Regions from separate parts of the Homo sapiens genome. Here all the other regions are linked to region 3. A link is a contact called in ENCODE Hi-C or POLR2A ChIA-PET data. All regions are on one chromosome and are shown on one strand. The core of a region is the stretch at or near the end of the contact, and the rest is flanking DNA. Distances in the headings are between cores, read along the strand shown.

Region 1 (3,281 bases), core at 671-3,170, 47 kb after region 3:
GAGGAAGCAGAAGGATGAAGAGAAATAGGTTAAAGGGTACAAACATACAGTAAGATAGAAGAAATAAATTCAATGGTTTTTGTTGTTGTTTTAAGACAGTGTCTCACTCTGTCGCCCATGGAGTGCAGTGGATCAATCACGGCTCACTGCAACTTCGATTTCCGGGCTCAAGTAAGTGTTCCTCCCACCTCAGTCTCCTGAGTAGCTGGCATGCACCACCACACTCGCCAAATTTTTAAATTTTTTGTAGAGACAGGGTCTCCCTATGTTTCCCAGGCTGGTCTCCAACTCCTGGGCTCAAGTGATTGGCCCGCCTCGGCCTCCCAAATTTCTGGAGTTACAGGTGTAAGTCACCATGCCCAGCCCCAAATTCAATGTTTGATATTGACAGCATGGTAGAGTGAGAGTACACTATTTTTTTTTGGAAACACAGTCTCACTCTGTTGCCCAGGCTGGAGTGCAGTGGTGCAATCTCACTCTCGGCTCACTGCAACCTCAGCCTCCCGGGTTCAAGCGATTCTCGTGCCTCAGCCACCCTAGTAGCTGAGATTACAGGCACGTGCCACCAGGCCCAGCTAATTTTTGTATTTTTAGTGGAGACAGGGTTTCGCCATGTTGGCCAGGCTGGTCTCAAACTCCTGACCTCAAGTGATCCACCCGCCTCTGCCTCCCAAAGTGCTGGGATTACAGACGTGAGCCACCATACCAGGCCGAGAGTACACTTAACAAAAATGTATTGTGCTCAGATAATGGACACCTTAAATACCCTGACGTCATCACTACACATTATATACATGTAACAAAATTTCACATGTATCCCATAGATTTGTACAAATTTAAAAAATAATAAAAAATTAGCTGTGCATGATGGCACATGTCTGTAATCCCAGCTACTCAGGAGGCTGAGGCAGGAGAATCACTTGAACCTGGGAGGCGGAGGTTGCAGTGAGCCAGGATAGCCACTGCACTCCAGCCTGGATGACAGAGGGAGCCCTTGTCTCAAAAATAAAAAAATAAAAAATAAAATGACACTTTTTGGGGAAAAAAATACAAGCCAGACGCAGTGGCTCACACCTATAATCCTAGCACTTTGGGAGGCCGAGGCTGGCGGATCGCTTGAGCCCAGGAGTTCAAGACCACCTGGGCAACAAGGTGAAACCCTGTTTCCCCCGACCCCCCTCAAAAAAAAAACTACCCAGGCTTGGTGTCGCATGCGCCTGTAATCCCAGCTATTCAGGAGGCTGAGGTGGGAGGATAGCTTGAGCCCGGGGAGGCGGAGGTTTGCAGGGAGCTGAGATCTTGCCACTGTACTCCATCCTGGGCGACAGAGTGAGCAGAGTGAGTTCCAGTCTCAAAAAAAAAAAACCTCCTTTTGCTGGGGCATATTGGTGGAGACGGTGGCTAGGGGATAAGTATGCAGTTTTTCTCTAGGCGGGAAACTTAATTGAAGTTTATCAGGCGCGAGTCATTAACAAAATTTGCGCCCTCTAAGCTAACACGGCAATATGGGGCTTAGACACCATAGCTAATCCCCAGTCGCGAAAAACCCTCCCGATTTGCTTGGGATTGGAAAGAAAAAGAAAATACACATTCATACTTTCATACATGACATACACACACACACACACATTTATATATAAATACACACAGAAAGCACAGGAAACACAAGCAGAATTAACTGTCTTGTTCATACGGCCACTCAGTGAAATGTATACTGTATATTGTGTTTGAAATATATACTTCCCTTCAAGTGTTTCAAGTTCAAGGCTGAGAAAGAACTTGGTCTCTTGCTTAGACTTGAGGAGCCTCACTCGGAACTGGAAGGATGCACGCAATCTAGTTGCCCCACCGGCTTATTTATATTGATGCACACATCGCTTCCTGTCGGTGACGACCGCCTAGATCCGGGGAAGGGTTTTGCAGAAGTACCCAGAACTGTGTCCAAGGTTTCCTCAGATTTGGGCTGTTCCGCAGCGGCAGGTCCCGGGAACCAAGGCAACAGACATCTTCCTAGGCTCGCGAGAGCGCCCCCTTGTCCCACGGCTGCTGGGGCCCCCCAGTAGCCATGGCTCCGGTGTCCGGCTCACGCAGCCCGGATAGGGAGGCCTCGGGCTCGGGGGGAAGACGTCGCAGTTCGTCGAAGAGTCCGAAGCCCAGCAAATCTGCCCGCTCCCCGCGGGGCCGCCGCTCTCGCTCGCACTCTTGCTCTCGGTCCGGGGACCGGAATGGACTCACCCATCAGCTGGGTGGCCTCAGCCAAGGCTCCCGAAACCAGTCCTACCGCTCACGCTCGCGGTCGCGTTCTAGAGAGCGGCCCTCTGCGCCCCGGGGCATCCCCTTCGCTTCTGCCTCCTCGTCAGTCTATTACGGCAGCTACTCGCGCCCCTACGGGAGCGACAAGCCTTGGCCTAGCCTCCTCGACAAGGAGAGGGAGGAGAGCCTGCGGCAGAAGTGAGTGAGACGGCCGCACTTTCTCTTGTACGAGCCTACGTGCCTTTGGAGTCCGATCTATCATTCATTCCGCTTCTGACTATTCGCATTTCGCTCACTCTGCTTGCCTTGCGCCCATTTTCATCCCTTTCTTTAATCCACCCACGACAACCCTTTATTCGTCCTTTTCATTTTCCCTTACCCTCAGGCCCCTTCATATAGTGCCCTGGTCTCCCGCTACCCCCTTCCGCCTCCTGTCTTGTTAGCGAATATTGCCGAGAGTTCAGACCTACCAGAACTGTAGCATTTACCTGGTTGTGTCATTATCATTCGTGAATATATTTGTATTCCCCACTAGACTGAGCTCATGGAAAGGAGGAGCCAGTGAACGGAGGAGAATTCTGATCACAGAATTCTAAGTGCCTGGTACTTTATAGGCGCTCAACCATTGCTTGTTGAATGAAGGAACTTACAGGTCTGAGATAACAGGATATTTATGTAGAAACGTTTTGTGGGGAATTAGGAAGGAATGAAATCAAGGGTTTAAGTTGGAGAGGAAATAAACCTTCCCCTCAGACAAGACGATTAGATGCATGTAGGAAAAGTGATCTGATAAGCTATAGATGACCCCACTTTGAGGAAGGTCTTGTTAAGTGGTCTCAGTCTTGACCTCGAAAAATGACGCCAGGATGAGACTAGATCTCTAATCAAAGTGAGTATTGGAGTGGAAAAATGCATAGCTTGGGGATTGTTTTGTTTTGTTTTTGAGACAGGGTCTAGCTCTGTCGCCCAGGTTGGAGTGCAGTGGTGCAATCTTGGCTCACTGCAGCCTCCACCTTCTTGGGCTCAAG
Region 2 (3,164 bases), core at 206-2,705, 46 kb before region 3:
CCTTCTCTGTTTTATTTAAGGAATTACAGGCTGTTAGAAACTATTTTGGGTCCCTCATGCAGCAGAGGGGAACAAGAGAAAGGAGAGATAGGCAGAAGTAAATGGAGAAAACAGAATTCATTTGACTGACTGAGAAGGAAAAAACCTTTTTCTCAAAAAACAAGGTACTAGGAGAGAAAAAAAAAACAGGCCAGGCACGGTGGCTTACGCCTGTAATCCCAGCATTTTGGGAGGCTGAGGAAGGCAGATTACCTGAGGTTGTCGGGAGTTTGAGACCAGCCTGACCAACATGGAGAAATCCCATCTCTACTAAAAATACAAAATTAACTGGGTGTGGTGTCGTATGCCTGTAATCCCAGCTATTTGGGAGGCCGAGGCAGGAGAATTGCTTGAACCCGGGAGGTAGAGGTTGCAGTGAGCCAAGATCGCACCATTGCACTCCAGCCTGGGCAACAAGAGTGAAACTCCTTCTCAAACAAACAAAACAAAACAAAAAACCATAAAGGCCTTTTAAATATACACACACACACACACATCGTGGATATTAGCTTTTAATTAAACTGACTTTTAGCCACTAAGCTCTTAAAAAATTCTTCTAAATCTCACTACCCTATTTTAGCTGGAACAAATTGCTGATATTTCAAAAATAACACAAATATCAAACCAGAAAGAACTTGATTTAGGAACCAAACCCAGGCTGTTGTGGTGGAAAAAAGGGCAAAACCTTAGCTACAGAACTGCAGTGTGGAGCACAGTTTGGCTTGGCTAGCAAAAGGTGGCCTTGTTATGTAAATAAAGCCCCTCAGGTAGTCAAAATCTTTCTTTTTTCCTGTTGATGGCTGTTTATCCTTTTCCCTTTTCCCCCCCAGCTGCAGGAATTTACCCAATGCAGAGGCGTTGTTCCTCACCATTTGTAACTTTCCTTCACATTTGATATAGTTGGGTAGAGTTAGTCAAATCCAATGGGAAAAAGACCAAAACAACAAAACAAACAAATAAATGAAAAAACAGTTTGGCAAAACAAACAAATGATCATACTATGTATACAATTCCTGAGCACTCTAATGGTAAGGAGAAATTAAGAGCTGCTGGTTGTTAATCTTAACTTTAGGTCATTAAGGAGAATTTTCAAGATAAAACCCCAATTCAGCTACTTACCTAGGAATGGAGTCCAGGCTCAACACTGCTCTCTACCAGCCTATAAGCAGGAAAAAAACTCCAACTCGCCTTCCCTGTTGGAATTGAGCTGAAACTCCAGAAAGGAGTTGCCTGCCCTCCATCATCATGGAAGCAGGAAAACTCACCTTCCTTGTTGAAAGTGAGTAAAACTCCAGAAAAGGAGTTGTACAGCAAAAAAAAACCTTAGATATCGACCAAATTTGGGGAGATCAGGGTGAGGGAAGAGACGGACCCTCTCATATTGTTTTATATTGTTTTATACTCAGTACCTGTTTTAAGAAAAAAACAAGGAAGTGAAACCAAGGGCAGGCAGCCAGGCACCAGACCCAAAACCAGAACTGAAACCAGGCCTGGGCCTGCCTGGCCTAAACCTAGTAGTTAAAAATCAACTCATGACTTAGCAACCGATGTTATCCATAGATTCCAGACATTGTATGGAAGAACGCTGTGAAACTCCCTGCTCTGTTCTGTTTCACTCTGACTACCGGTGCATGAAGCCCCTGTCACATACCCCCTAGATTGCTCAATCAATCACGACCCTTTCATGTGAAATCTTTAGTGTTATGAGCCCTTAAAAAGGACAGAAACTGTGCACTCGAGGAGCTCGGATTTTAAGACAGTAGCTTGCCGATGCTCCCAGCTGAATAAAGCCCTTCCTTCTACAACTCAGTGTCTGAAAGATTTTGTCTGCAGCTCGTCCTGCTACAAGGGATTGTCTGGAGGGGGGAAGTTCCCAGGCCTCAGCAAATCTGCCTATTGATTTGAGCAATAAAGATATCTCAAGCTGGTACCAAGCAGTAATAGAAGATTTGTCAAAGGTCAGGGGCACCTCCACTCAGAATCCCTTGGTGGTTACCAATTTGTAAACCAAAAAGTATCTGAGCTAGGTCTCAATTAACTTGGAAATTTTATTTTACCAAGGTTAAGAACATGCATCTGGAAGGCAGGTCTATGCCTTTTTCCAAAGAAGATTTTGTGGACTTCAGTATTTAAAGGCAAAAGGGCAGATATTGGGGGAAAAGGAAAAAAAATTAAAGGTGTGGGTAGATAACAGACAAATGGTTGCATTATTTTGAGTGTTTGATAAACCTTTCACTGAATACACAGTTTACATGTGAGAGAAGGGTAGAGGAATAGTTACTTATGCCTTTGTCAGCTCAGTGAATCTGCATTTTTACATTAGGAAAGCAATCAGATATGCATCTGTCTCAGATGAACAGAAGGATGACTTTGAGTTCTGTTCTTTGTCTAGAACCTGTGAAGATAAGCTATCAATTTACATTGTCAGGGTAAAATTCAACAGAACCATTTTAAGGTAAACATCTTGGGGCTCAAAAGGAATGTCCCAGTGGACAAATTGTGAGACATGTATGTAGCTTTTTTTTTTGTTTGTAGCTATCTTATTTAAGAATAAAATGGGAGGTAGGTTTGCCTGATGCAGTTCCCAGCTTGACTTTTCCCTTTGGCTTAATGATTTTGGAGTCCTGAGATTTATTTTCCTTTTACAAGACATTACCATTCCAAAAGAATGAATATGGGAGGCATAAAGTGGTTTCTTGTCCCAAGTAAGTTCAAAATTTAGCATGGCAGGGCCAGGTGTGGTGGCTCACGCCTATAATCCCAGCACTTTGTGATGCTGAGGTGAGTGGATCACTTGAGGTCAGGAGTTCGAGACCAGCCTGGGTAACATGGTGAAACCCCCCTCCTCGTCTCTACTAAAATACAAAAATTAGAGGGGCATTGTGGTGAGTTCCTGTCATCCCAGCTACTCAGGAAGCTGAGGCAGGAGAATTGCTTGAACCTGGCAGGTGGAGGTTGCAGTGAGCTGAGATTGTACCACTGCACTCCAGCCTGCGTGACAGAATGAGATTTCATCTCAAAAAAGTAAATAAATAAATAATTAGCATAGCTAATTCCATTAGATTTCAAGGCCTAGGAACAATCCTCTTTAGCTCAATGTTCTGCCATCTGGTCTTGCAGTGATC
Region 3 (3,067 bases), core at 419-2,918:
GATTTTTCTATCTCTATCTATCTGTCATCTATTCATGTAATTTATCTATGTATCTAATTTTAGAGACAGGGTCTAGCTCTGTAGCACAGGCTGGAAGGCAGTGGCCGGATCACAGTTCACTGAAGCCTTGAACTCTGGGCTCAAGCGATCCTCCAGAGCACCTTGGATTACGGGTGCGTGCTGCTAATATGCCCAGCTAATTTTACAAAATTTTTTGTAGAGATGAAGTCTCAGTATATTGGTCAGCCTGGCCCTGAACGCCTGGACTCAAGTGATCCTCCTGACTTGCCCTCCCAGAGCGCTCGGATTACAGGCATGAGCCACAGCACCAGCCCGAAGATTAATAATTTTAATGCAAATATTTAACTTGATTCGTATCTATACTGCTTGAAAAATACCTTGATGCCCAGTTGCTATCGCCCGCATCCCACAGCTCAAGAGCGGCCCTGAGCCAGTGGCCTTGAGCCCCCTAAATAGCTCTTGGCACTGGAGCCTGGTAAAGAGACATGGGTAGAGCCAAAGGCGTCCAGGGAAGAGCCCCAGAGTCCTGGGAACTGGGAAGCTCCAGAGCAAGCCGCTTACCGAGCGAACACGTCGAGATATTCAGAGCGTGGGAAAATGCTGTCTAGCTCCTTCAGGTGCAACCTGCTGAACGCACTGGGGCTGAAGAGACGCCGCTAATATTGGGGTTGTGGCTCCTCCGCGGAGGAGTCCTGGGCTGGAAGCCTCAGGCTGCTGCTGCGAGGGCTCCTGGTCGCCACCGCCGCGCTTCTGGTTATCCTTGATCGTGGGGTCGGCAGCTCCCGCACAGAAGTGACTTTCTTCTTCTGCTCCAGCTCCCTGCTCGGGTTTGGACCGTATTTTCTTCTCCTCGTCTCCTCCAGCTTCAGTCACCAAAGTCCCTACAGCCTTCGCATCTGGAAAGGAGGAAAGGCAAAGAGAGATTGAGAGAGGAGACAGAGAGAGATCAGGGCGTTTGGCGCGGGCACAGGGCAGCATAGAACCGCGGCCTGAGAGAGGAGGCGCAGCAGCGTCCGGTCCACGCCCCCCTCTCCGGGAAAGTTCCCTTCTCGGGAGAGTTCCCCAAACTCTCTCCCTCCGGGGGAGTTCCCCAAAGCACCGGTCCGGGTCCCCAGACAAGCACTGACTGTCGCCTTCCTGGAGCTCATGGAACAGGAAACCCAGGCCGGGGTTGCCTGTGTCTTCGTGGCCGGATCTGGGCTGGGACCCCATCTGGGAGCGCGGTGGATGAAGCCGTGCGCCTCCACGGATTCTGCGCTGGGGTCCTTCGGCTCCTGCTCTGAGTTCCGGCTCGTGGACTTCGGGTCCGACGCCTGCAGGTGGCGGGGAGTGGGCTCCTGCCCTGGTCGCCGCTGCTTGCGGTGTGTGTGTGTGTGTGTGTGGCGGAAGGCCCTGCTGGCAGGCGCTCACGGCCCGAGTGTGGCGGTTAAGTCAGGGATGCGTTCGTGGTCAGGGCGCGGGGAGGGGTCGGACGTGTGTGGGGACTTGCGATCCATTTTGCAGCTTCGTTGACCACTCCCACTCCGGGCGGGGTGACTGCCAGAGGGAGGGGCTGAGCTGTCTGGCAGGAGTCGAAATTGAGGCAGGGGGAGAGGCAGCGGAGCGAGACACAATCTAGCCCCCGAGCCCTTGGAGAAAGTTTGCAGAACACGTTTCCGTGTGGCCCTGGAGGCAGGCGGGCCAGCGTAATGCTTCTCCAGGGCGAAGACGCCGCACGCTGAAGGCAGCGCACCTTGCAATTTGGACTGCCAGCACTGCTCTCCCCTCTGGGTAGTTAGTAACTAATGGATGAGTCTCTCTAGCTCTGGTCTGTTCCCACCCAAAGTCCGCGAATCGGACCGTAATTAAGATGAAATGATGAAGTCAGAGGCTGCATGCTAGGTTTTTGCAGCAATGTCCAGAAAGTTGAGTGCGCCACGCTCTCCAGGAGATCTGTGGAAGCAGAAGTTTGGGGCTGGGATTTGCAGAGCACTCTGGATGCTCAGGTGCAAGTTGCAAGAAACCTAACACGCCCCTTGCAAAAGCTCCAGGTACTCCACGTCAGAGTACACATAGAACCCTGCCTGGTGTTTAGTGCATCCCAGAAGGCTTACACTGCAAGTGGCCCTTCCTTTGGCGCTAGACGCGACTGTGGAGCATGCAATGTCTGCTAAGCTATGCTGGGCTCTGGCGCCTTAGGTTGCAAGCCCTCTGCAGAAGTGCCAGTGTTCACTGTGCTGGGCAGGCGCTGGGGACTTGGGTTAGCTCCCGTCTTCCCTCCATCCTCACCCACTTCTGTTACCCATCCTCCTCCTCCTGCTTCTCATTTCCTACTCTTTGTCTAGAACTATCATTCTGACCTTTTGCTCCCTACTGATAAATGTCAAATAAAAAAGAGCCAGGGCCGATTGGGACCTCTATGTTTTTCCCTTAAGAAGTGTGCCTCAGGACGATGCAGGATGTGGGTTATAGTGAACTATGATAACGCCACTGCACTCCAGCCACTGCACTCCAGCCTGGGCGACAGAGCGAGACCCTGTATTTCAAAACAAAAAAATTTAAAAATCGTGCCCCCGTACGATTCTGGGCTCGGTTGTGCGCGCCTGTAAATACTAGCTCCTCCTGTGGCTTCGGCGGGAGAATCGCTTGAGACCAGGAGTTTGAGACCAACCTGAGCAAAATAGAAAAAAACCCATCTCTAAAAAAATAAAAAACAAAATAGTTGGGCATGGTGTCATGCGCTGTCGTGCAAGCTATTCAGGAGGCTGAGGTGGGGGGATCGCTTAACCCCAGGCATTGGAGGCTGCAGTGAGCTATGATCACACCACTGCACTCCAGCGTGGGTGACTCAATGAAACCCTGGCTCTAAAAAAATAAATAAATAAAAATTAATTAATTAATTAATTAATTAAAAATAAGAATTGTTCCTTGGAATGAGTTGGTTTCCTGAATATTGGGATTATTTATCCTTTTTTTTTTTTTTGCCATGATAAACACCATTGCCATCAGACCCATTTAATAAAATAAACCATTTTCATAGGCCCATAAAGGTACACCCACTCACTTC

What was found. A loop is a pair of places that touch in the nucleus more often than their neighbours do. ChIA-PET counts read pairs that join two places held with the same protein, here RNA polymerase II (POLR2A). Pooled maps may share reads with other maps.
Region 1: a map of mammary epithelial cell shows a loop between it and region 3 (5-fold over the local background). The contact joins the promoter of NKAP here to the enhancer-like site in region 3. A Hi-C loop is called at or near these places in 2 of 168 maps with a recorded cell type or tissue (CD8-positive, alpha-beta T cell and mammary epithelial cell) and 2 of 50 pooled maps. POLR2A ChIA-PET finds 5 or more read pairs at or near these places in 2 of 52 experiments (OCI-LY7 and WTC11).
Region 2: a map of OCI-LY7 shows a loop between it and region 3 (2.0-fold over the local background). The contact joins the promoter of RHOXF1-AS1 here to the enhancer-like site in region 3. A Hi-C loop is called at or near these places in 3 of 168 maps with a recorded cell type or tissue (Caco-2, K562 and OCI-LY7), 1 of 37 single-sample maps with no recorded cell type and 3 of 50 pooled maps. POLR2A ChIA-PET finds 5 or more read pairs at or near these places in 2 of 52 experiments (H1 and OCI-LY7).

What each region holds. Positions count from the first base shown.
Region 1 is chrX:119,942,390-119,945,670 of GRCh38, reverse strand. It overlaps NKAP (NFKB activating protein), which reads left to right and starts at 1,920. Exons shown (of 9, transcript NM_024528.4): 1 at 1,920-2,451. The coding sequence starts at 2,066. RefSeq lists an enhancer at 1,683-2,183.
Region 2 is chrX:120,034,527-120,037,690 of GRCh38, reverse strand. RHOXF1-AS1 (RHOXF1 antisense RNA 1) reads right to left here and starts at 1,455. Exons shown (of 5, transcript NR_131238.1): 1 at 1,159-1,455.
Region 3 is chrX:119,989,217-119,992,283 of GRCh38, reverse strand. It overlaps the pseudogene RHOXF1P3. Among named protein-coding and RNA genes, the nearest start is that of RHOXF1-AS1, 45 kb to the left of the region's middle. Within about 2 kb of position 1,668, at least 2 of the 41 ENCODE cell types and tissues checked have a DNase peak (open chromatin) inside an H3K27ac peak, as active enhancers do.